2 separate regions of the Homo sapiens genome follow, and region 1 is linked to region 2. The links are chromatin loops, found by intact Hi-C in ENCODE. Cell type or tissue: A673. All regions are shown on one strand. Each heading gives the region's core, and the rest is flanking DNA. Links, peaks and the distances in the headings are about the cores only. Region 1 overlaps LINC00907 (long intergenic non-protein coding RNA 907). Region 2 overlaps LINC00907 (long intergenic non-protein coding RNA 907).

Evidence for each region. Hi-C counts contacts between places; a loop is a spot of excess contacts. Peaks named below come from ENCODE experiments on the same cell type or tissue, not always from the same donor. Only the 100,000 strongest peaks of a DNase experiment are listed, where the experiment ranks them.
Region 1: it touches region 2 in a loop (5-fold over the local background); 3 of 110 quality-filtered maps call a loop at or near these places.

Annotation. Positions count from the first base shown.
Region 1 is chr18:42,321,525-42,334,344 of GRCh38, forward strand. The region is part of intron 3 of LINC00907 (long intergenic non-protein coding RNA 907); the gene reads left to right. Among named protein-coding and RNA genes, the nearest start is that of LINC00907, 140 kb to the left of the region's middle. In A673, for the core only: no CTCF peak of the experiment used is centred there; no DNase peak of the experiment used is centred there.
Region 2 is chr18:42,268,523-42,281,342 of GRCh38, forward strand. The region is part of intron 3 of LINC00907 (long intergenic non-protein coding RNA 907); the gene reads left to right. It also overlaps the pseudogene RNA5SP454. Among named protein-coding and RNA genes, the nearest start is that of LINC00907, 88 kb to the left of the region's middle. In A673, for the core only: a CTCF peak has its summit at 6,122 (motif pointing left); DNase peaks (open chromatin) are centred at 6,139, 6,809, 7,619, 7,759 and 1 weaker place; H3K27ac peaks cover 4,619 bases.

The sequences.
Region 1 (12,820 bases), core at 2,447-10,446, 53 kb after region 2:
TCCCCTGTCTTAATAACTTGGCTCTGTCTAGACAGAGGGCAAGGTGAACCTGTTGGGCAGTAACACTAGTTAAGTTTTTATTTTATTTATATTTTCATTTACAGCTTTCTTAGTATAGAGAGTTTTTCCTTGAGAGTACCTAAATACCAAAAGCACGAGGCAGATGGATACTTCTTTAGAAAATGTTTATTTCTGGCAGGACATGGTGGCTCATGCCTGTAATTCCAGCACTCTGGAAGGCGGAGGAGAGATGACTTCTTGATGCCAGGAGTTCAAGACCAGCCTAAGCAACAGAGCAAGACCCTTTCTCTAAAAAAAAAAAAAAAAGGCTAGAATGGTGGGGCATGCCTGTAAATTCCAGCTATTTAGGCGGCTGAGGCAGGAGAATGCTTGAGCTCAGGAGTTCAAGATGACAATGAGCTATGAGGATACCTCAGCACCCCCAGCTTGGGCAACAGAGCAACACCCTCTCTACAAACAAATTAAAAAATTAGCCTGGTGTGGTGACATGCACCTGTAGTCCTAGCTACTTGGGTGGGATAATTGCTTGAGTTCAGGAGTTTGAGATGACAGTGAGCTTCAATCACACCACTACATGCCAGCCTGGGCGACAGAGAGACCCTGTCTGCAGGACAAAACAAAACAAAAAAACAAATAACAACAACAACAACAACAAAAGGAAAATGTGTGTTTCTGCTCCTTTACCTAGAAAAGAGCAACAGAGGTTGGGGGAGGAGGTAGTGGCAGGTCACATGTTATTCTAATTCTCGAATTGAAAGATGAAGTCTTCCTTGTGGAATCTCTCATTTTAGATGATGTAACAGGCATATCTGAGCAGGTTCTTTGGGACTCACTCTCAAGGGGAGAAGCTGTCTCTTGTGGAGTTCTGTGTAGGGGGTTACTGGAAAATTTTATCCCTTCAGCTAAGTGTTGAATGCTGTAAAAGAGATAACTAGGAGCTGGAATGATAACTCCCAGTTGTCAAACCCTTACCAAAGGTATTTCTTTCCTATATCTGCAGCCTCTTCATCCTTATTAAGGATGTGTCCTTCGATTTGACAGGTTGTTTATATATTTGATCTCATAGACAATTTTGTTTTTTGGTCTTATCTCAGTTTAACATTTTATTTAACACCTTCCTGTGTCATTATCTTGTTAGTTTATAGAGGGAACCTTTATTTCAGACACATACACACCCATACTCATATATAATAAACAGATTCTATTAATACAAGTTATTTTCCACCTAACAATTTACACACATTACTCCATACTCAAAAATGTTATTTCTACTGCATACCTCACCCAGCAGTGGTGTCCTTAAAATATGCAATGATTGAAAAAGTGGAAGTCTAAACAATTTGAAGATTTTTCTACAAAGTCTCCAAACTGTTGTAAAAATACATTAAAATAATTTATTTATTTGTTTGTTTATTTTTTGAGACAGAATATCACTGTCTCACCCAGGCTGGAGTGCAGTGGTACAATCTTGGCTCACTGCAACCTCTGCTTTGTGGGCTGAAGTGATCCTTGCAACTTAGCCTCTTAAGTAGCTGGGATCACAAATATGTGCCACCACACCCGGCTATTTTTTTGTATTTATGTAGAGTCGGGGTTTTGCCATGTTGTCCAGGCTAGTCTCGAGCTCCCTAGCTCAAAGCGATCCACTCACCTCGGCCGCCCAAATTGCTGGGATTACAGGTGTGAGCCACCATGCAGGCCAAAAGTAATTTATATTTTGATATGCTCTTTTGTAGTTTACATGCATTACTTATGTGTGTGTTATATTGACTGTTTTCTCTGAAAAATCAGTGTGAGAGGCAGGAATAAGGAAATTGAGTTTTGGAGAAATTGAATAGCTGGTCTATGTTCTCATAATTTGAAATTGACTAGTATCCCCAGCTTCTGATTCTCAGTCCATCTATTTATCCTATCACATCTCCTCTACACTCTTTCAGGTATGTACTGTCAATATGTAATCAAAGTCAGTTTGGGGACATAACGTAAAGGCCAGGAAAGAAACCATGTAGACCCCTATTACTATCTTTTTTCAATATCTGCTTATATACCAGTGTACTCTTTTATTTTCCTTTAAAAAAAGTTCAGTATCTTATGACTCTTATGCTTGACACATACAAAACAATAAAGATTTTAATGAATAAATATATGAATTACAAATTAGACTTCTTAGAAGAGGTGACAGGTGAATGGAGAGATTAGAGTAACTATTAGACCAGTAAAAAAGCAGTATTGTCCCCCATGTGTTATCTCTTGATACCCAATCTATTCGTTCTCTGCCAGATAACAAGCTCAAGAAAGCACTGCCAGACCTCCTAAGGGAATGACTCTTATACACACATCCCTGTGTTCAAGTTATAACACATCTGCCCCAGAAAACTTATGTGACCTGCAGATCCTGGGAGAGCTAAATTTTTTGACATGTGGATCTAAAAAAGCCCTTTACAATTTATTCCACCATGAAACGAACAGTAGATATGAATTCAGAATTTGGACTCTGGCCCAGTTTGTCACATTAAAATATTTTAAAAATTGCCTGGGCATGCTGGCTCATGCCTGTAATCCCAGAACTTTGGGAGGCCAAGACAGGCAGATCACTTGAGCCCAGGAGTAAAAGACCAGCCTAGACAACATGGAGAAACCCCATTAGCCAGGCATGGTGCTGTGTGCCTGTAGTTCCAGCTACTCCAGAGGCTGAAGAGGGAGGATCGCTTGAGCCGGGGAGGCAGAGGTTGCAGTGAGCTGTGACTGCACAACTGCACTCCAGCCTGGGTGACAGAATGAGACCCTGTCTCAAAAAAATAAAAAAAATAAATAAATAAAAGCTAAACAATTAAATTAATATATAAGTAGATATTCATTGTAAAATGTTTCAAGCTATAGATAGATACACACAATAAAATAGTAAAAGGCTTCTCCCTGTTTAAGAAATACCTTATAATATTTCATAGTATAGATGAAATATGACCTACACCATTGTACTTGCCATCATTTTTCTTATGTGGCAAACAATGGAGTAATAGACATTCTTATATATTTGTCTTTGTGTACATTCATAATTATTTTTATAGGACGGATTTCTAGAAGCAGAAGTTCAGGGTCAAAGAATATGTCTGTGAGTAATTTTGATAAAGAATACTAAATTTCCTCCTAAAAAAACTGTATCCCTTTAAAATGTCACTCATTTCTCACACTCTTTTCAACACTGGATTTTGTCTTTAAAATCTTTAAAATTTCTATCAATGTAGCCTAGTCTTCCACAGTAATTTTTCCCAAGACCTTAAACAATCTTTTTGTTTTATCTTGTTAAAAGATTCTGTAAAATGGGCTCATAAATTCTACTTCAGGAGAGTTGTGAAGCTCCAAAAGGGAATCACTGTGTCCTGTCATTGTTGCATATTCTCATGAAAACCCTGGGAAAAATTGCATTTACCAATGCAGCCTAAAGCACTGTTTTTAAACATTAAGAGATAAAATTCTTCCTCATCCAAAACTGTTCATGGGGAATAAATTGCATAGTTTTTCAGAAGTACAAAGGTGTAAACCAAAAATGAAATTCTAGGGCCACCCCCACAAACAATTGAATGGACTGCTTTCCTCAGCCAATGGCATTCCAAAGTTAACCTGAAACACAAGTTCAGGCCATGGTGGGAATGGGTGGTCAGACATGCCTCATTATGCCCTGCACCTTTTGAATTCAGAAACAACTCGTCAGCATTAACATTAAAACAGACCTTAAGATTATCTATTCTCTCTGAAGCTTGTTACCTGGAGGCGTCATCCACATAATAAAAACTTCGGTCGCTACAACCCCTTAGCTTAACGCAGGCACTCCTTTCTATTAATTCGAGGTCTTTATATAAACTCTTTCAACCAACTCCTAATCAGATTTTTTTTTTTTTTTTTTGAGACAGAGTCTTGCTCTGTCGCCCAGGCTGGAGTGTAGTGGAATGATCTCAGTTCACTGCAACCTTCACCCCTCTGGGTTAAAGCTATTCTTGTGCTTCAGCCTCCCAGAAAATTTTTGAATCCACCTATGACCTGGAACCCTCCCACTGACTCCTTGCCTGGCTTCAAGTTGTTCCTTTATTCTGGATGGAACCAATGTACATATTACATATACTGATTGATGTCATATGTCTCCCTAAAATATATAAAACCAAGCTATCACTTGAACACCCTGAGCACATGAACTCAGGACCTTCTATGACTGTGACAGGGGCATGTCCTAAACTTTGGCAAAATGAACTAAATTGATTGAGATCTGTCTTGGATACTTTTGGTTTACAGACCGCTTACATGACTCCATACATGCAATCATCAAATATGGCATAGTGGAGCATGAGGCGGGGCTACAGAACCCATTCAAATTTACTCAGGTTTCTTGGGTGTCCTGCGAATGGGCTCACATTTTCCCTCTGGATTTTTTCAAAGCACTAATGCTGTGAGAGTTCTTCATAGGACCATACGGTCCTCTTTGCAGAATGTAAGAGTAGACTAAAAATACTGATGCTAGATAAATGTTTCCACTTCTTATCTGAAAATATTGACATTATATGACCATAGTCAAAAGCAGGGCACCATTACTTGCTCTAAAATTTAATTTAGGAGACTGTAACCGCCCAATGGGTTTACCTTGCCCACTGCCTAGACAGAGCTGGTTTATCAAGACAGAGAAATTGCAATAGAGAGAGAGCTCATGCAGAGCTGCCTATATGAGAGATCAGAGTTATATTATTACTCAAATCAGTCTCCTTGAAAACTCTAGGATTGGGGGTTTTCAGGATAATTTGGCAGATAGGGGCCGATGAGTCGAGAGTACTGATTGGTCGAGTGGGATATAAAATCACAGGGAACCAAAGCTGTCCTCCTGCTCTGAGTGAATTCCTGGGTCGGGGGCATGAGACCAGATGAGCCAATTTATCAACCTGGGTGGTGCCAGCTGATCCATCAAGTGCAGGGTCTGCGAAATATCTCAAGCACTGATCTTAGGTTTTGTAATAGTGATGTTATTCCCACGAGCAATTTGGGGAAGGTCATAATCTCATAACCCCCAGCTGCATGACTCCTACACCATAATTTCTACTGTTGTGGCTAATTTGTTAGTCCTACAAAGGCAGTATAGTCCCCAGGCAAGAAGGAGGTTTGTTTTGGGAAAGGGTTGTTATTGTCTTTGTTTTAAACTATGAACTATAAACTAAGTTCCTCCCAAAGTTAGTTAGGCCTACACCCAGGAATGAGCAAGGACAGCTTGGAGGTGAGAAGAAAGATAGAGTTAGTTAGGTCAGATCTCTTTCAGTGTCATAATTTTCTCAGTTATAATTTTGCAATGGCAGTTTCAAGACTCCCATGCTACAAAGAATCCTGGCATTCTGCCTCCTCATAGCAAAGGAAGCAGGAAAATAGCTGTTGAAGTACATTTTTAGACTGAATGTGCCAATATTTTAGAGTTTCCGCAGAGGAAATTTTCTAGCAGTGACCTTTGATGTGACACCATGACTCTGACTCTAGCCCATTCTTTGACTGGAATGGACCCAAGGAATACCCTCCCTTTTTGCCTATTGAAGAGGCTAAGCAGGAGATGGGTGCTTTTCATGTTAGCCAGTCAAGAGATATTTATAGAGGTCTGCTTTGTGACCAATCCTGTGCTACATGGGGTTGCGGAGAATAGTCTCTGTCCCAGACTATTTTGCACAAAACAATTGGCAAACAGTTTAACATTTTGCTAGAATGGCTGATAGGTCAGAGTTGTTTTTTGCATCTCCGCCTGACATTCCCATTGCTACCACTCTGGTTTAGGTGTTGTATTTTCTTAAGTCCGTGGACATCATTTGCTGTTTTCTTTTACTTAAAAATATATATTGCTACAATTTTAGTCTTTATGTAACTTCTGTTCAAAAGCCTTCGAAGGCTACCCATTTGCCCAGAGTTTAAATCCAAATGTTTAATACTTTTTATTTAAGGTGTGAAGGGAAAATGTGGGGGCCCCAAAATTACTAAGCTAAAGGGAAAAGTCAAGCTGGGAACTGCTCAGGACAAACTTGCCTCCCATTTTCTTCAAAGTCATCCCTGAGATAGATGCATCTCTGATTGCCTCCTTGGAAGGACTTAGCAGAAACTCAAAGGAAGGCAACCACTTGTCTCTCACCTACCTGTGACCTGGAAGTCCCCTTCTTGCTTTGAGTTGTTCCCACCTTTCTGGATGGAACCAATGTACTTCTTACATATACTGATTGATGTCTCATTTCTCCCTAAAATGTATTAAACCAAGCTGAGCCCCGACCACCTTGGGCACATGTCATCAGGACTGCCTGAGGCTGTGTCATGGGTGTGCATCCTCAACCTTGGCAAAATAAACTCTAAATTAACTGAGACTGTCTCAGATGTTCAGGGTTCACAAAGGGTATACCTTACCTGATTCTCACCATGCTTTCTAGCCTTCACTACCTTTGTCCTCAAGTTTGCTCAGTCTACCTATTTTGTTTACTCACAGTTCTGCCAACATGCCACCAACTTCCCTCAGTAGCATTGCTCATTTTTGTGAAGAGTCCTCACGTCAAGGCTTGTCAAAACTATTGTCACCTCCAGGAAGTCTTTCTTGATTATTTACAACAGCAATTCTACCTCCTATTTCTAAATTCCTATGGCCTTTGGTTTGCAAGTCTCATGATACTTAACATCCTTTTTCCTTGGGTAGGTGTTACAGGCTCTGGAATGGGGTAAATACCCGAAGGGCAGAGATAAAGTGTTCTTTGTATCTTCTTTCTCATAGCAGAGATTGGTAAATAAATTTATTAATGATATAAAAATATAGAAATTCAGAGAAGAAGGCTATCAGTGTAAGCTGAGGTAATTAGCGGAGCAGTAAACATGAACATAAATTTTTCAGGATTCCCCACAGGGTCAGCCACCAGTCTCTGTAGGGCTTCTCTGAAGGCATCTGAAGTCTTTCCTAAGTATTTTTGGAGACAAGTGTAGCCAAAATACTACAGCCACCTAAACTCAGCAGTTGATATTACAGGATACTGCATGAGATCTATTTGCAATTTGTTTGAGGCCACAGCACAGCTGCATAACATTTTATGGGCCCATTTTATACAGTGGGGTTTCTCATTTTCAAATAGACCCATTAAAACTCTTATTAAGCTATTAAGTGTCTACAGGGTGATTTCGTGGCTGTAATTACAAATGCTCTCTTCATGGCAGACACTTAGGCAGAAGACCACTCACTCCCACCTTCACAGAGCACATTTTGCTTTTACCTTCTTCCCAAATGTAGCTGCCTGTTTCAATTTTGCCTTTTTCAGGGGGAAAAAATTTCAAAATGTTTACTATTTTTAAAGAAGAAAGTCAACTTGCTCAAAGGAAACTTGGAACTCATATGAACTCTTGAAACATTTCTCTTCTTTAGCACACCAGTTTCAGAGGGGTGACTGTGGACTTCCTTTGTACTCGAAGGCAGGCATTTTTCCAGAATATCACAATGCTACTACAACAGGTTCCTCTCTGTATTGACCCAATAGCAGGAGCAGAGGGCAAGTCAAGGACCATGGCAGTTTCCAGATGAGCCTCTGGATGCTGTCCATTCCAAGTCATGTGGGGACAGATTGCTAGTACATTTCAAGCCCACTCCTGCCTCAGAGACTTTGTACTTATTTGTCTTTCTACCTAGAGTACTCTTTGCCTAGTATCTGTGTAATATACTTCCTATTTTGTTCTCTTCTCTGAGGTGAAATGACTTTACAGCAAGGGCTTTACTGACTACCCAAAATAGATTAGCATTCTACTTCCTATCCCGTTGCTACTTCCAGAATTCCATACCAGATTCCATTTATTCTGCTTAATTTATCTTCACAGCACTTTCTACAATCTAACTTGATACATATTTACTTATTTACTTTTATACTGTCTTTCTCCATCCATTAGAAGTTAAGCTCCTGGAGGGCACGTTCTTTGTTTTAAATTGAAGTATTCCTAGGGTTTAGAACAATGCCTGACACGTTAGGCACTAAATAAATGTGCATTGAATTTTTAAAAATTATTCTTTAAAGCTCAAGAAAATAATTTAATTCTAGTGACCAAAAACATCTTAGAAATGATTGAGGGCAACCCTCTCCCTTTACAGAGGGAGAAACTGAAGACCATATTGGTGTAATGACCTGCAGGGTGACTTGGTGATCAGTTGTAAAGCTGGGACCCAGCTTAGCTTGTCTGATTTCCAGACCATGCCCTTCAAGCACAGGGCCATCTCAACTCCAAATGAGGTGATTTCTCACATTTTAAATGTTTCAGCAAGAAAAAGAAAGAAAAGAAAAAAGACTAGACTTCTTTTGAAAGAACAGAATCAAGTTGGGTCTCAGGGGATTTGGTCATTTGCCAGGGCAAGGAGCAAGTCCCACATGATTGAGAACCCAAAGATAAACCTTCTGTATCTACTCTGCGTATTTAACATATACATTGTCGTTGTTGTAACCAAAGCAATTGAGCAAGTAAGAAACATACTGAGAAATCAATATCCCTTGCCACTTAATAACAACATATCATTTTGTAAAGTAGCATGCCACAGCATGGTGGCAGCTGATGCCATTTGTTCTTCATGGTGACATTCTGTAAGGTATAAGAACTCATTATGCCTAGTTAGCAGATGTTCTCAGAGTTGCTTCAAACTGGTTAATAGAAGAGTTTGCCAAGAAACACCCTGTTTTGGAAAGATTATTGGGATCTACTCAAATAAAGACATTGTGATGTTTTACTGTAATTATCATGTGACTCATTTTCTTTGGCGCTGGCATCAAATTCACCCAGACCCCATCAGCCCTGACAATGCTGTGTCTCTGTGATGCTTGTGACCATGGGAATGCCTGCAGACATCTCCTCCTTCTTTGTGGTTCTGGGAGCCATTCTGTGCCTCTAAGGTCCTCTTTCTTTTTTCTCACCAATACACATATTTTCTGTCCTTCGCAATTCTATTAAACCTCACATTTGATGGTTGTTTTCTTAAAATTCCTTTACTTGGTTCCTGCATTCCTCATTCCTTCCCAGCACAATCCATAGTAATGGCATTCCTATTACATTCCTCTCCATGCTTAGTCATGAATGTTCTTTTGCCATATCAGCATCTACCGTACATTGAGAGGAAAGAAAGAGAAAAAAGTGTCCTTGTCTTCAAAGGAGTTTGGAAATTTCTTGAGAGGGAAGTCTAACCTCATGAATCAATGAAAGGGCAATTAATGGCAAATTGTGTAGCACTGACAAGATGCCATGCATAGGGGGGCCTGCAGTATAGTGGAGAAGAAAAAACATTTTGGCATCTAAATCTGAATTTAAACTTTTTTTCTCTTACTTACTAGCTGTACAACGTTGGACAAGTAACTTAATCCAAGATATTAATTTAAGAAAAAGCACAATTTCTACTTTACCTGATTGCTGTGGAGTCTAAGGAGGCAAAATATGGGATGTATGTGGCACAGTGCAAGGCCCAGAGATCTTTGCTGCTATTGTGCCTGTAGTTAAATCGCAGGTCCCCCCAAAACAGGAGCCCCCAAATTTTGTCCAATTCTTGTTACGATTGGATATGACATGGGGAATCTGATTAAAAAGAAAATGGCTGCTGATCAAGAAAAATTTAAAAGGCACTGGTGGAACAGGAATAATACAGGGTGGTTGCAGGAGAATAGAGAATTCCTGACTGGATTCAGTGGTTTGTGCCTGTAATCCCAGCACTTTGGGAGACTGAGGCAGGCAGTTCATTTGAGCTCAGGAATTTGAGACTAGCCTGGACAACAATGGAAAACTCCATCTCTACAAAGTACAAAACTTAGCCGGGTGTAGTGGCATGTACCTGTAGTCCCAGATACTCAGGATGCTGAGGTGGGAGGATGACTTAAGTCTGGGAGTTCAAGGCTGCATTGAGGTGTGGACCTACCTGGGTTAAGACTGACTGAACCCAACATGGCACTGGATTTGAGCTAGGTTTCACCTAGGATCTCATTAGATGTTCATTAACATACTAAATCACACACATACCAGCACCATGACAGTTCCAGGAACATCCATATTTGGTGTAAAAATGGGTGGCACCACAGTTCCAGGAAACCTCCACCTTCTTCAAGGAATTTTCATCAATATTCCACCCCTTGGTAAAAGAAACCCATAAAGGTAGCAGCTCCAAAGCCTCTTGGGCGTGACTCTCTCTTGAGTATGCCCACACTCCACTTTATTGAGTATGTACTTTTCCCTTCGCAATAAATCTCTATAGTTTCACTGTTTTTCAACTGGTCCTTGAATTCATTCTTGCAACGGTATCAAGAGCCTGGACAGCAGCTGGGGTTGAGGTCCCACTGGTGTTTGGGGACCTCCAAGTGATACCCAGGTAGTGATACCTGCCCACTGGTGTCACTGAGACATCTCATGTGCCTACCAAAGTTTTCTGCCATGTGACTTCTGAAAACACACCTTAGTTATTGACTCCTTTGATCTAAGCGCTTGCCTCTTTTTGAGGGTCTTCTCTTCAAATGTGCATGAATGAGAGACTCTTCTAATAACAATATAGTTGGATCTGTTCACAGCTTGAGGCTTGTTCCTGCAAAGTATTGGAAGAGGAAGATGGGAGTAGGAGGATTCAGAAAAGCAAGGAAAAGAAAGTCACCCCTGGTTAAAACAGTCCCTCTCTTCTTAATTCACAGTTTTGTTCAAAACTCTCCCAGCATATATGAATTTTTTGGAGAGCCACATGTCCTGCTTTATGCCTTTTTAGTAGGGTGAGCAAGAAAAGAAATACTTAAGTACATTTGGGGGTGTGAATGCTTTAATACAGGAACACTTATTGTTTAAAGTAATTTGTTTCCTTAGAAAAGGTTTAGTAGTTTTTCTGAGTTTCAGAAATGTCAGCCTTGCTCAAATGGAATCTGTAATTGAGACAAGACACAATCACTCCCAAATATTTACTGGGAGTTTGCCTCAGAAAATAACTGCCTAATATCACTGCAAGATGTGCAAACAATACAAAGCAAATTGGATTTCCTCCCGATGAAGGTGTGGATGTAATGCAGCATGAAGAATGATGGGGCTCAATCTAGTGTAAAACCAGCACCAGCAAAAGGGCCTGGTGATTTGTTACCAGGCAAAAATCCTGTCTATCCTGATGATTAAATTAAAATGAGGTCCTACATTGTCACTGTTGGTGAAATGACTTATCTGCCTGCTCCTATCATTCTCTGCACAGTGCTTGTATGTGGGATGGACATGGAATGAAGTGTTTGAAAAGAAAGACATGAGCACATTTTTCTCCCAGCATTGAAGTTTCATTGCGAATCTCTCAACAACGTGGAATGCTCCTGTTGGAACCAAAAGCCCGATTATCATCTCTAGAAAACTGGAATAAAAGAAGAGTTCAAATCACAAGGCCCTTCCAAACATCCCCTCTCTCCCTTGCTTGTGCTCTCTTCTTTCCAATTTTTTATCTTCATCAACACTTAATACTGGGGGCAAGAAGGTTCTTGGCTGGGCACACAATGCTATGGGAACTTAAAAACAAATGGACTAGCTGCAGGTTTAAATAATGCTACAGTCCTTAGACACTGTATATTATTCATAGCTCGTTGAACTCTATTATCTCATGTGTTCCTCTCAGTGGCTCTGTGAATTACCCAGGACAGGAAAGAAATGATAGAGTGTGAAGATAGAAGAGTCAGTAGAGGTCAGAACCCTTCCCCAGCCCCTCAGCTTTTTTTTTTTTTTTTTTTTTTTTTGAGATGAAGTCTGGCTATGTCACTCTGAAGTGTCGTGGTGCGATCTGGGCTCACTGCAACCTCCGCCCCCTGGGTTACAGCGATTCTCCTGCCTCAGCCTCCCGAGTAGCTGGGACTACAGGTGCACATCACTACGCCCAGCTAAATTTTGTATTTTTTAGTAAAGATGGGGTTTTACCATACTGGCCAGGCTGGTCTCAAACTCCTGAACTCGTGATCTGCCTGCCTCAGCCTCCTAAAGTGCTGGGATTACAGGTGTGAGCCACCATGCCCAGCCCCACTCTGCCCTTCTTATTGAGGAACCTGAGACAGAGAAGGAAAGTAACCTGCCAGAGTCACAGACGGGACCAGAAATCACATTGCCCAACCCTCAGCGCAGGTTTTTATAACTGAAAACTGATGAAAAGGCAAGCAAGAAAACAGGCAGACAACATATGTATGTAAATAAATTATGTTGATTCGTGGTTAATTAGGCAGGGAGAAAGGGGCCTTCAGAATCTCAGGCAAGGAAGATAAAAGAAGCTTTATATTTTGAAAAAATTAACAGGGGATGTTAATCCACACAGCCCTCCCACTCCCCTGCTGTAGAGGGGAAAAAATAGCATTTCATCCTTCTGCATTTTTAAATGTCTATCCCAAATTGTGGAAAGGAAAAAAATGCATAGGAAATGTGGGAGGAAGTGGGAGAAGGGCTTACTAAATGCCCAGTGACCAGGCATCCACAAAGTTACTGGGTAACTGAGGACTGACATGATGCTCTGAGAACTGTATTTGAGGTAGGTGAAGGCTTGGCTTTCTGGCTCTCCTAAGAGTTTTTCTGAGACTCTCTGATTTCTCCTGTCTATGATCACTTTTCAGTGCAGCTTCCAGGAACTCATGGGAGACAGCACATATTACATGGAAAACTATGAAGTTTGCAGTACAAAGAATTGGATTCTAATCTTACTGGACATTTACTAGCCCTATAATCTTGAGCAAGTTATGGTCCCATTTTGCCTCACTTTTGTCATCTGTAAATTTTGGAGGGTAATACCTTCCTCACTGGGTAGCTT
Region 2 (12,820 bases), core at 2,066-10,065:
AGTGGCTCCAGCCTGGGCGACAGACTGGGACTCCGTTTCAAAAAAGAAAAAAAAAAAAAAACGACACAAATATCACTGGATGATGACTTAGGTCTTAGTGAATACCTGTACTATAGATAACATCTGATCTGAAGTCTTTCTCTCTCTCTTTAATTCTAAGTGAAGTGTGACGGAAGAGGGCACATTTTAGTAGCCATTTATGGAGAGGCATCCAGTAAAAAAGTATCATCTAGAGGAAAGATGGAATTTTAGCTGTTTAGCCTAGAAAATGTAAGACAGATGAAGACAGAACTGATAGCCATCATCCAACCTTTGACAAATTATTATGTTAGTGAGAGTCAGATGTGTGGTTTTGAAAACCAAAGGTTGGAAGTTACTGAAGAATATCCTGACAATTAGAGCTGTCCGACAGTGGGACTGCTGCTTGATGAAGTAGGAAGTTCCTCTTCGATGAAGTGTTCAGACACAGGCTGGAAGACCATCTGGCAGGCTGTCATTTGCTGGGTCTGTCTCCACCACCAATTACAGTGTGTGGAAAGGGCAGGGCTGCGCGCTTCACTCTAACTGCAGGCTCTCAAATTTTGCATTTGAAATGGAACTTCATCTAGGATGGGGATGGTAAGGGCCTGATACAATGAACTCTCACGGTTTCTTTTCATCACTAAGATTTTTCTCTTTCCAAGGATATTGGGAAAGGATAAAATCAGAGAGTTCTAAAAGAAATTTTAAAATCTTTGGAAAATAATTTAGTAGAGAGAAAATAATTATCGCACCTTAATTTTCAGAGACACAATACTTTTAGGAACACACAAAGCTGGTTAACATTGTCTTTGTTTTTTTCTGAGTTGAGTTTCTCTCTCTCTCTCCCAATTTTACCTTTTGTCACACCCATAGATTCCTGCCTAAAGACCATCTCACCAGGTCTGTCCAAGAACCAGATGACTCCAAATTCTGCTTTCCTTAAAGTAGAATTCCTTAAAGATAGAACCCCAAGATTTTAATTCATGGTTATTAAATTAAACATGAATCTAGGTACCACTGTGAAAAAACAGTGCCTGTAGTCCTTATAATTAGTAAATTGTGTTTAACCTTTCAGGATTTTTTTTTTCTCAAAAAGAGGACCCAGGCTGGGCTTGGTGGCTCACGCCTGTAATCCCAGCACTTTGGGAAGTCGAGGTGGGCGGATCATGAGGTCAGAGATAGAGACCATCCTGTCTAACACGGTGAAACCACATCTTTACTAAAAATACAAAAAAAATTAGCTGGGCATGGTGGCACGTGCCTGTAGTCCCAGCTACTCGGGAGGCTGAGGCAGGAGAATCGCTTGAACCCCAGAGGCGGAGGTTGCAGTGAGCCGAGATGGTGCCTCTGCATTCCATCTTGGGCCCGTTAGGCTAGTCTGCCATAAAAAGGAATAAAATAATGTATTTTGCAGCTACTTGGATGGATCTTGGAGCTGGAGGCCATTATTCTTAGTGAAGTAACTCAGGAATGAAAAATCAAATATTATATGTTCACACTTATAACTGGGAGCTAAGCTATGAGGATACGAAGGCATAAGAATAATGTAATGGACTTTGGGGACTTGGGGGGAAAGGGTGGGAGGGGGATGAGGGATAAAAGACTACATATTGGGTACAGTGTACACTGCTTGGGTGACAGGTACACCAAAATTCCAGAAATCACTACTAAATAACTTATCCATGTAATAAAAACCACCTGCACCCCAAAAACTATTGAAAAAAAAATAAGTAATTTTTTAAAAAGAGAATCCAGTAGGCAAAATGATGTTTCTATTGATGGAGGGCACAGGGCTGATATTTTGAGAGGTGGAAACTTCCTGGCACTTCTTGCTTACTCAAGTTTCCATGGATCCAAGGCCACACCTTGGCATCCCTCACAAGCTCACATACCATCCTCACCTCTGCCACGTGGGTACATGGGCACACACAAACACAAGCACATTACGAAAAAGCAAAGCTTCTGGACACCATACTCTCAAAGCCTACTGAGGACCTAGTTTGATAAAGTAAATAGACTTATGTACATAATGGTTCCCTGTGTAAGTCTATAGCCATACCACCTTCAATGCACTTCACCTCATCAGATCTTGGAAGCTAAGCAGAATCAGGCCTAGTTAGTAATTGAATGGCAGATTAAAATAGTCAAATAAATACCACATGGAGATAGCCTCAAATGAACTTACATTCTTATTTTATAAAAATAAGCCACCGTGACTTTTCATTATGTTTCTTCTTTATCCAATTTAAAGACTTGATGTGAAATCTTAATAGAATTTGACAGCTCCAACATTTTAATCAAAATTAGTAGCAAACAATAAATGTTTATAGATTTCTATATATTGTATTTATTCGGTGAAGGAAGAGGACACTTTTGGGTACAGGCCACAATTCTACTCTCTTAAGATTTTTAGTATACTGATGTAGGTGATGCTATATTTTATGGAACATGAAATAATCATACTTTATTAAAATGTTTGTCAAAAATTGATCATTTCAAAAAAAAAAAAACTGGCAGAGTAAAATGTAAATCCTGTTAACCTAGTGCCTTATGGTAGTAATACTTCATTGGGTAACTTTCCACTATTCTTGGTCAAGATGAATAGTAAATTCAGCAAGTTTGGTTTTTAACAAGGTTTTTGGGAATGCAGGCCTTTGCTTGTTAAAAGATAGTCACAATCCAAGGCAGGATTAAGTGCCCTTAGGTGCACAGACAATAAGAACCTGGAAGAACATTGATGGAATACATTAATATGAATAAGAATAAAGTTCCCTGAGGAGTTTATGTCCAGAAAGACATTGGAGAGTCAGTGAAGAATCCAAGTCATTCCAGTGGCATAAGGAAAGAGGAGAGACATTGAATGTGTACATGAGTTGGGAGAACATTAGGAGACTAGCCTGGTCAGAGTAATGTTTGCAGGTTGGTGGATCTCCTGTATAGCCTGAATCATTTTCTATGTTCAAGAGGCTGTGTCCTGTGTGGTAGCACTGCCCATCTATCTCTAGACTCCTCTGTCCCATGCTAATCCTGAATATCACTGCTAATATGTATACACAGATGAGATCTGATTAAAATAAACTAGAGAAGCCTCAAAGGAGAGATGCAGTCACAAAAGAGCTATCACATCAGGGGTTATGTGAAGAGGAAGAGGGAAAGGGAGTGTTCTTGCTAACCCCTGGCTTGCAGGAGTGTTTCTGATGATGGTGCAGCTACGTTTGAGCCTTTGACTCACTGTATATACAGAACACTTCACTTAGGCTGCAACGTCTGTGTCCTTTTTACCTGAAATACTGCAACCCACCCAACCGTAACACTAATAGCTGTGAAATATGGTGACAACATCAGAGTGATTCCTGCCTCATACCACAGGCAAGTTGACCTTAAGCAGGGGGGCAAAGGTTTCTGCCCACAGAATAGGAATAGTCGAAAGGCCAGATTAAGCCGTAAACATTGAACATTTCTGTCACAAGAAACTAGGATGATCTCTTGCAGCTTCCTATTCTACCTGAGGTGCCATCGTTGGTATTAAACAATAAGAGATTAGGCTCTTGTCAGGCAAACTAATGAATTTTAGATTGATTTCTGTCTTCTGCAATGCTAGCGACATTTTTGACAGCTGTGATTTATAGGGCTTTCATTGGGTCTATTCATGAAAGGAGTTGTTTATTTTGGTTGATGGGAAAGCTTCTAATGTTCCCAGTGGGAAATGCTGAGGGCCAAGATGATGGCCATCTTGAAGGAGCTCTCTGACTATCTAGGGCAGGCCTCTTATAAATTTGTAATCAAGAGCTCAGAGAACTAATGAGGGCAGGTTGGCTTGGAAATTGTTTTGGCGACATTTGACCAGTGAAATGCTCCTGGAAAATATATGTCTGCTGCTCAGCTGCAGAGCCGTAAGGGTAAAAATTCTACTTTGTGTGTCATTTTACTTGCTTTTTTTCTTTTTTTGAAATGCCATAGCTGGTATTTGCAGAATGCAACAGGAATTTTAGTTCCACAAAGTGGTGGTGGAGAAACAATGTAATTCAAAGATTTAAACTGGGGTCTTTTGTTTGTTTGTTTTTTGTAAGCCTTCTGTAGCTCATTGTAGAATATTTTTCTATCAGGAATAATTTGAAACTTTGCAAGTGTGATGGATATTGTGGTGGACCTCCCAGAGTTCCCTTCAGGACCAAGACACTCATTTCTATAAAGAGCTAGTGGGAATGATAACTCTTGCTAGCTCACAGATAGGTCTCTTTCTCGAAATTGCCCTCTGCTGAAGGGAACTGACTTGCCAAATATTACATCCCCCTCTACGTCAGTTTGCATTCAATGACGGGTCGAGACTAGGTTGAAAGGCTCCTTTTCTCACTTCAGGATTTTTCTGTTGGGTCATTCCAACACCAAGCTCCCTATAGGGTGAGCTGGAGCCTCTGTTGCAAGTGTATCATGGTGCAACTGCTTTCTCTCCCCAGCTTTTTTTTCTCTCACTCCTTCATGGATGTTGTTTTTAAGAGCACTTGTCAATCAACTTCCATAATGCAAATCTCAAAGTAGAATCTGTTTCCCAGGAACCCAGCCTGCAACCAGGAGGTAAGGTTGAGAGAGGTGGCCATGATTGAAGAAAAGTGAGCAGGGGTTGACCACAAATAGGATTTCAGGGATGAGAAAGGAGAATATTGAGGATGTAGCAGAGCTTCCAAAGCTGGAGACCTTGGGGGATGAGAGGAACCCTACTTTTGTTTGCCTTTTGAGGCTTATAGCTCAAGCAGGTTGCAGGGAAAAAACAGCCCCATATCACCTTTCCCAGGGGAGAAATATCAGGGAACACCTGACATTTAAGAGGTAGACTGTGCCTATAATATAAAATAGGGAAGAGAATGAGGTCACGGTTGATAATAAGGGAAGAAGCAGAATACACATAACGAATCTTATATATCAAATCTTTTGATAATATTTCTGAACAGTGGAGAAATTTGGAAAGATAGAATGTATGATTAGGGTGGGATCACTTAAAAATATATACAGCATCTACCAGGACATATACATGACAAGAAAAGATATGACATGCTCCGAAGTCACCAGAACCAGCTCTGATGGTTAATACTGAGTGTCCACTTGATTGGAATGAAGGATACAAAGTATTGATCCTGGGTGTGTCTGTGAGGGTGTTGCTCATGGGGATTAACATTTAAGTCAGTGGGATGGGAAAGGCAGACCCACACTTAACCTGGGTGGACACCATCGAATCAGCTGCCAGCACAGCAAGAATATAAGCAGACAGAAAAATGTGAAAGGAGAAACTGGTCTAGCCTCCCAGTCTAGATCTTTCTGCCATGCTGGATGCTTCCTGCCCCCGAACATTGGACTCCAAGTTCTTCAGTTTTGGAGCTCGGACTGGCTGTCCTTGCTCCTAAGCTTGCAGATGGCCTATTGTGGAACCTTATGATTATGTGAATTAGTACTTAATAAACTCCCCCTTGTATACATATATATATATATATATTCCGTTAGTTCTGTCCCTCTAGAGGACCCTGACTAATACACCAGCAATAAAACTAACAGGTTGACTGCATGCATTTTTGTATGTATTCTGGCAGTGATCACCAGCTAGTGCAGGCAATGGCAGCTCTCATGAACCAGGAGCCAGCCTTCTTTAAGACCAAAGGGACATTTTTCATGTCTTTTGTATACATTAAAGAAGTGGCAATTTGTATTAGGACCCTTCTCCCCAAGGAATTCCTGGAAATTCCACATTTGTTACTTTTTCCCTCTAAATATGATAGGTCTTGATTTTATTTCTTCTATCTGCCTGAGCTCAGCATAATGTAGCTATTTTATTTTCATTTCTCTTTCTCCCTGTAATATTAAAAAGATCATAATTACAAGATGTCAACAAAAAACTCAGCAGCAGGAAAAATCTCAGGAGTATAGAACAACAATCTATTGAAATGCCTTCTCCCAAAACAAGTAGCCAACAAAAATAGTGGCTATCATTTATTTAATAGTTGGAAAGTAATTTTCTTTATAACAAAGTGTTGGACTTTCATTTGTAAAGGGATAGGGAGTACATATGTTTATCCAGGCTAGGTCTCACAGATGAACCAACTAGGGTGACCCCTGGTGGGTAAGTTGAAGACCTCTGAAGAGGTTGCTTGTCTGCCAAGTCAGAAATCAAGCAACCTCCATAAGTTAGAATAATAAGACCCAGACTTCTCTCCTTCTGATGTGTCTGATGGGGGCCCACAGTAGGATGAACTTGCTTTTGTCACTAAGTGGCTCCCTGGAATACTCTGGTAAGTAACTTTTTCACTGAGGCAGTCAGGAACAGCAAGATTTTAATGAGCAACTTGGCCAAGGCTTCTCAAACTGTAATGTACATATGAATCACCTGAGGGGCTTGTTAAAATGTAGGCTCTGATGAGGTCAGCCTAAGCCTGAGAGTCTGTAGTTCTAACAAGTTCCCGGGTAATACCAATGCTACTGGTCCACAAGAGATACTTTGCTAGGCCACAAGCAAAATAAGTGAGTAAGCAATAAAGGGCTGCTTGTTCTGTGACAGACATCTTAGAAATAATTGGCTCACTTTATCACATTTCAGTAGATTGGTTTATTAGATTACTCAGCTGTAATCTAAGGGCGATATGTAATTATAATCTAAGTATGTAACGTGTAATCTCAGGAAAATGTGTAATGTAAGGACAATGGTGGAGAGTGGGTAATTTGAAATTCCTTTCTGTGTCTTCCTGATTCACAGGAGATTTTCTGTAAGATGGGCACCCTGTGCAGGCCAGGCTGGGCACAGCAGGAGGCATGATCAATGAATGCATTCAGGTTTCTACACCCCTCTTTAGGGAAGAGGCAGAAAGACAAATGCAGCTTATTTTCTCCAGCTCAGTATCTCTTTGTGTAACATGCAGGAGGGAGAATGTGAAGGATAGAAAATATTAAGTGGGGCAGAATATGCTAAAGTAGGTCAAGGGAGAAAATGAAATAGAGTATTTTTTCTATTCTCAGAAAATGCTGTTAAAATTAGAACTGCCACAGATCACAAGATCAGTGTTGTAAACATTTTTTTTCCAGGCAAAAAAACTCTCAGCTACCAAAACTTCGATTATTAGGTAAGGATTTGAACAAAGATGTGTGTCATGTACTGTGCAAGATGTGTGTGGTGTTGGTTTGGGAGCAGAGGGTGCCTATGTCTTTGGCCAGGCCATGTCCTTGGTAAAATGTACATGTAGTCAAACTGTGTCCAGCAGCTGCACTTTCTCTAACTCCTCTCTTTCTTCACACTCTTTCACACATGTCTGTTTCTCTTTGTTTAAATTAATTCACACTAAGATGTTAATGACATTACATATTACCTTTCATAAGAGTGTTTATATTTATCTTACTTTCTAAAATTAGAAAGCAATTTACGTTTGCTGTGGTATTGTTAGTATTCTGAGGTAATACTTATTCCAAAGTACTAGATTAGATTAGATTTTATGGCATGTTGATTCTGCTGGTCTGAAAATCCTTTCTTCCTAGCACTATAAAATCATTACTTGTGCCCTTCCACATGAAGGGCTTTCTTGCCTACACACACACACACACACGTGCGCGCACACACACACACACACAAAGCCCCACCTTGTTTCTTAATGGATCATAAAAAAAGATTCTATAAAATTCTGGGCTGGCCCTTCCTTCCTTCCTTCCTTCCTTCCTTCCTTCCTTCCTTCCGTCCTTCCTTCCTCTCTCTCTTTCTCTCTTTTCCTTCCTTCCTCTCTCTCTCTTTCTCTCTCTCTCTCTCCTTTTCTTTCTCTGACAGCATCTTGCTCTGTCATCCAGAATGAAGTGCAGTGGCATCGTGATCATAGCTTACTGCAGCCTCCAACTTCTGGCCTCATATGATCTTCCCACCTCAGCCTCCCAACGTGCTAGGATTATAAGCATCAGCCACCACACCCAGCTCTGGAATCCATATTTTAAAAGGCAGTTTTATTATATCAGGTCTGACTCTGCCCATTTGCTTTCCTCTTATTGTCCTGTGGGTTCCTCCCACGCCTTTCAGGAAGCCTGACAGCCGGACAGGTGGGACATGTCTCATTAGACTCAGAGTTTGCATTTCAATGAGGAGAGGATATAGTAAAGTTCAGTATACAATACACCAACAACAATAATTCCTGCAAATGAGATGGTCAGGGAGCAGTATATCCACCATCAGGTTCTCTGTCTAATCTGTTTTTATGTTTAGTCTTTGTCTCATTTCCTTATAAATGAATACAGGTGATATCACCATGATTTTTTCATACTGAATCTGGAGACTGAAATCTCGAGTGGGTCTGACTGAACTTTAAATCTTCCTGATGAAGCTTGGGGAGGGATAGCAGGACTGGAAGATCAACTGGGGCTGAGGAACCCTGTTAGGCTTAGAAATTGAGAATATGTTGTTTGTGGGACCAGGTTCCAGGTTCCTAGATGAGTAAGCAAAAATTAAATCATCAGCAGTAACAACACAAGAGATTTACTGTGGAATCAGGTACGTTCTGATGGGCCCTCTATTGCTCAGAAGATAGATACACCCCAGTAATTGGATAGCTCAGCTGGAAACATCTTAAGAGAAAAGTGCTCCTTGTCTCATGCAGTTCTGAGTAGCAGAAGGATGGTCCCAGTAGGAAAATGCATCTCTTGACTACACTTTGCACAGGTGTGAACATTACCCACTGGTGAGTAATGTCAGGTGAAAATGGCTCTGTTGTCACTGAGCGTCCCAGATGGAAGTCTTGAGCCCCTTTCACACTCTGGCTTTTGAAAAATATTTTTCTCTGAAAGACATTTTATTTTTTAATAAATGAAGAGCTATGAGTCATCCTGCTTTAGAACTGGAAGAGAAAATTTACTTCTGCTATAATTAAACAATAATTATTATTCTTTCCTCTGAGGGAGAACTCTGGGAGATAAACAACTCCCAGATAAATAAGGCTTAGAGAACATGGGCCAAGGCTTCTGTTGATTCACAATATATTTATCTCTCTCTTCCTCCCAAATAAAAAATAATGATAGTAATTATTTTTAAAAATGTTTCCCTTTTTTAATCATTTAAAATTGCTGTTTTCCAGTCTACTCAAGCAGTAATTGCTTTTGTGGCCCTGGTGTAACTTGTGGAGAGGATAGGGATAGAATGAGCAGTTGAGAAAATCTACTCCCTAGGCAGCAACTCCAAGGCACCAATTAGTATGAGCTGACCTTTAACTTGGTGAATAGTAGGAGGCAAGAGGACTTGACCAGGGTATGAAAACCTGGGTTTTGCCACTTCTTACCTGTGCATAGATTTGGTGGCAAGTCATTTAATTTCTTGGAGGATTGTTACTCTTTTAACAAATGGTTATAATTCTTAATTTATCTACCTCACTCTGTTTATCTTAAATGACTATATATATATATACATAAAAATTACTGTAAAGTATACAAATTAGGGTGGTCATGGAACTTTGAGATTAAAAGCATTCTACAGGCCAGGCGCCGTGGCTCATGCCTGTAATCCCAGCACTTTGGGAGGCTGAGGCGGGCGGATCACAAGGTCAGGAGATGGAGATCAACCTGGCTAACATGGTGAAACCCTGTCTCTAATAAAAATACAAAAAATTAGCCGGGCGTAGTGGCGGGCGCTTGTAGTCCCGGCTACTCCGGAGGCTGAGGCAGGAGAATGGCGTGAACTCGGGAGGCGGAGCTTGTGGTGAGCTGAGATAGTAGCGCCACTGCACTCCAGCCTGGGGGACAGAGTGAGACTCCATCTCAAAAAAAAAAAAAAGCATTTTACAAAGAGAATGCTGGCCCTAAGTATTTTCGCATTTTCCAGTTTCCTTAAGTTGGAAGCAAAGCAAACCAGCCCTGGAATTCCTTCCTGAAGAAATTTGGAAGTGACATTTGTGGGGATACATAGATAAGGAGTCATCTAAAATTAAAAAGGATTCTTGAAGTTTTCATGGCACATACAGTGCTGTCAGCTCTTTCTCAAGGGTGGGGACTGAAAGGAGCTACATCACATTTGGGTAAAAAATGGAGTAAACTGCCAAGGCCTTCATTAGAGCATAAGGTAGTATATTGTAGTTATTAAGCAGGTGCCTGGAGGGGTCAGTCAATCCACGGCTTACTCATTACCTGGGGATAATATTAAAATATCTACCTAATATCCTATGAATAAAATGAGATCGTCCAAGTAAAGTACATAGGAAATTGCCAGGCACATAAAATATACTTAATAAATGGTTTATAGGGATGGCTCTATTAATTTTACAGAGAGTACATTTCTGACTTCATAGTATAATTTGAGGAGCATTGAAAAACCTGTTGATCCAAGTATTTCCCTTTTCAATATTTCTCAGTGCTTTCCCCTACTCTTTTCATATTCGAAATCTTCTCATTCCATGAGAACTAGCTATGATTTAACTTCCTAAGGTCAGGTACTGTGCTTCTTTTGCTTACCACTGTGCACCCAAGCCCTTCAAGGTGCACTTGACAAATATTCCTGCTGAGTAGATGTATGTTAGTAACTTCATGGAAGCTGTAATCCATGTGTTCCAATCTCTGAGTGATGCCAGAGTTAAAGAAGGGTCTAATTCCAAAATAATGGCAAAATAATAATATATTTATTTGCATTTCTTCAACAAATGGAAAAGGATACTGCTATGGACTGAATGTTTATGTCCCCCCAAAATGTATATGTTAAAGCCCTAAGTGATGGTTTGGGGAGATGGGTCCTGTGGGAGGTAATTAGGTCACGAGGGTGAACCCTCCTGAAGGGATTAGTGTCCCTATAAGAAAAGGAAGAGAGCAAACCCCCTCTCCCTGCTCTCTGCCATTTGAGAAACAAAAAGATGGTCATCTGTTTGCAGCAGGCCTTCACCAGACATTGCATCTGCCAGCACATTGATTTTGGAATTTCCAGCCTCCAGAAGTCTGAGAAATTAACGTTTGTTTTGTAAGCTACTCAGTCTACGGTATTCTATAGTAGTAACCTGAACTGGTTAAGATGGATACAAAGTTTACAAAATACTTCTTAAAACGTTACTTTTTTTTTTTTTTTTCCTCAATTAGCTTCTCTCACAAAAGACAGCAACTCTTATATCTTTTGCGGATTTTTCAAATCAGGCTTTCTTCATTCCTAATCCAATGTATCTTTATCTATGTCTCTTTCTTTCCCATTCTGTACCATAAACCCTGGAAGAGCTTGCCTGGTAAGACAGAACCCTCATTATAGGTCATGAGAGGTTAAAAAAAAAAAAAAGAAAGAAAAAGAAAAATCTCAGTGCAAAGCCAAATCTTCCTTAATCTTCCTTTAGTTGACAGTGAGGGAAAGCTGGAGACATTTATATGACAATGTATTGTTGTTGATTTTGTTAACTGAACAGTTTTTTAATTAAAAATTAATTTTTAATTGAAAAAAACACTTAACTCTTTTCTTATACCCAGAAGCAATTGACATATGTGAAAAGTCCTTGAAAATTAATCATTCACTGCTTTTTGACAGATCTATTTTTGTCTTTACATGTTACTTAGATTTTTTATTTTACTTAACATTTGTCCATTATGTCTTTTCTGCCCAATTAATAGATTTTTAAGAAAATTTATGTATAATACCTAGCATGATATTTTATACATAACAAGTGTTTAGAAATATTTGTGGAGATACTTTGAAAGACCTAGTTATAAAACAAATTTTATCTAAGAGGGATTTTATTCTGAGCCATTACTAGCCATTATACTGATAAATTATTTTATTATATAAATGCAAGGTGTTTAAGAAGGGATGCTTGAGGCTGAGGACATGGGGTAATAAAAACAAAACAGGGTGAGGCAAGTTAGGGAGTGTGGCTGGGAGTTGAGAGATCACTGGGTTAGAACTTGCCAGAAAGAAGGAAGATAATGCCAGTAAAGAAAAGAGAGAGGCCCATTAGAGTAATATAAAGTCTTTTAGATTGTATTACTGTTCCATACAATTTTCTCCTTCCCTCTTCTTGGTGAGCAGATTATAATTTCCCACTCCACTGGCTTTTTCATATGGCTTACTTTGGCCAATGAAATGTGAATAAAAAGGATATGTTTTGCTTCCAGGCAAATCTTCAAGAGACATTAAGGGATTCCTCTATTGGTCTTTTCTCTTTGCTATGAGACTGGGCTGATCCATATGGGGCCTGTTCCTTCAGGTTTGTCTCAGGAGAAGATGTAGGGAGAGCTGAAGCTACCCAGCAAGTACTTAATAATGTTACATTTAAAAAATAATGTTTTCTAGAGAGATATTTGTGCATGGATCACTCCCTTGGTTTAAGCAAATTTGTTTTACAAAAATGGAACCAAAGATAGGCATAGCATTCTCCAACTTCCGGAGATAATCTGCAATTACCTGTATTAAAAATATGTAAATAAAAAGATATAATGAAAATGTTGATTGTGTATCTATAAAGAAAACAATGATAAATTATGAAAATTTCTTTTGAAGATATTCTACTTCAAGTTATAGAGTATATGGAAAGAACTGTAAATCATTATCTAGGATTCTGGAATGTAAAGTATTCAAAGCAGTCAATATTTTTTAAGGTAATGATGTATTCCCTCTCATTCCTGAACAATTTTGATTTTTAAGAATAATCAGGAAAACCTCCTGTTTTTGAACCTGTACAGAGTTGCATAGATGTTGGCCATTTTGAGGAAAACATCTTTTGTCCTTTGCAAGCAGCCTGCACTTGCAAATCATTCACCAGAAATCAGAATAGTAGCTGAGACTGTTGAACTTCCTCTGATGCAATTAGTGGACAGAGAGTCATTAGTGTAG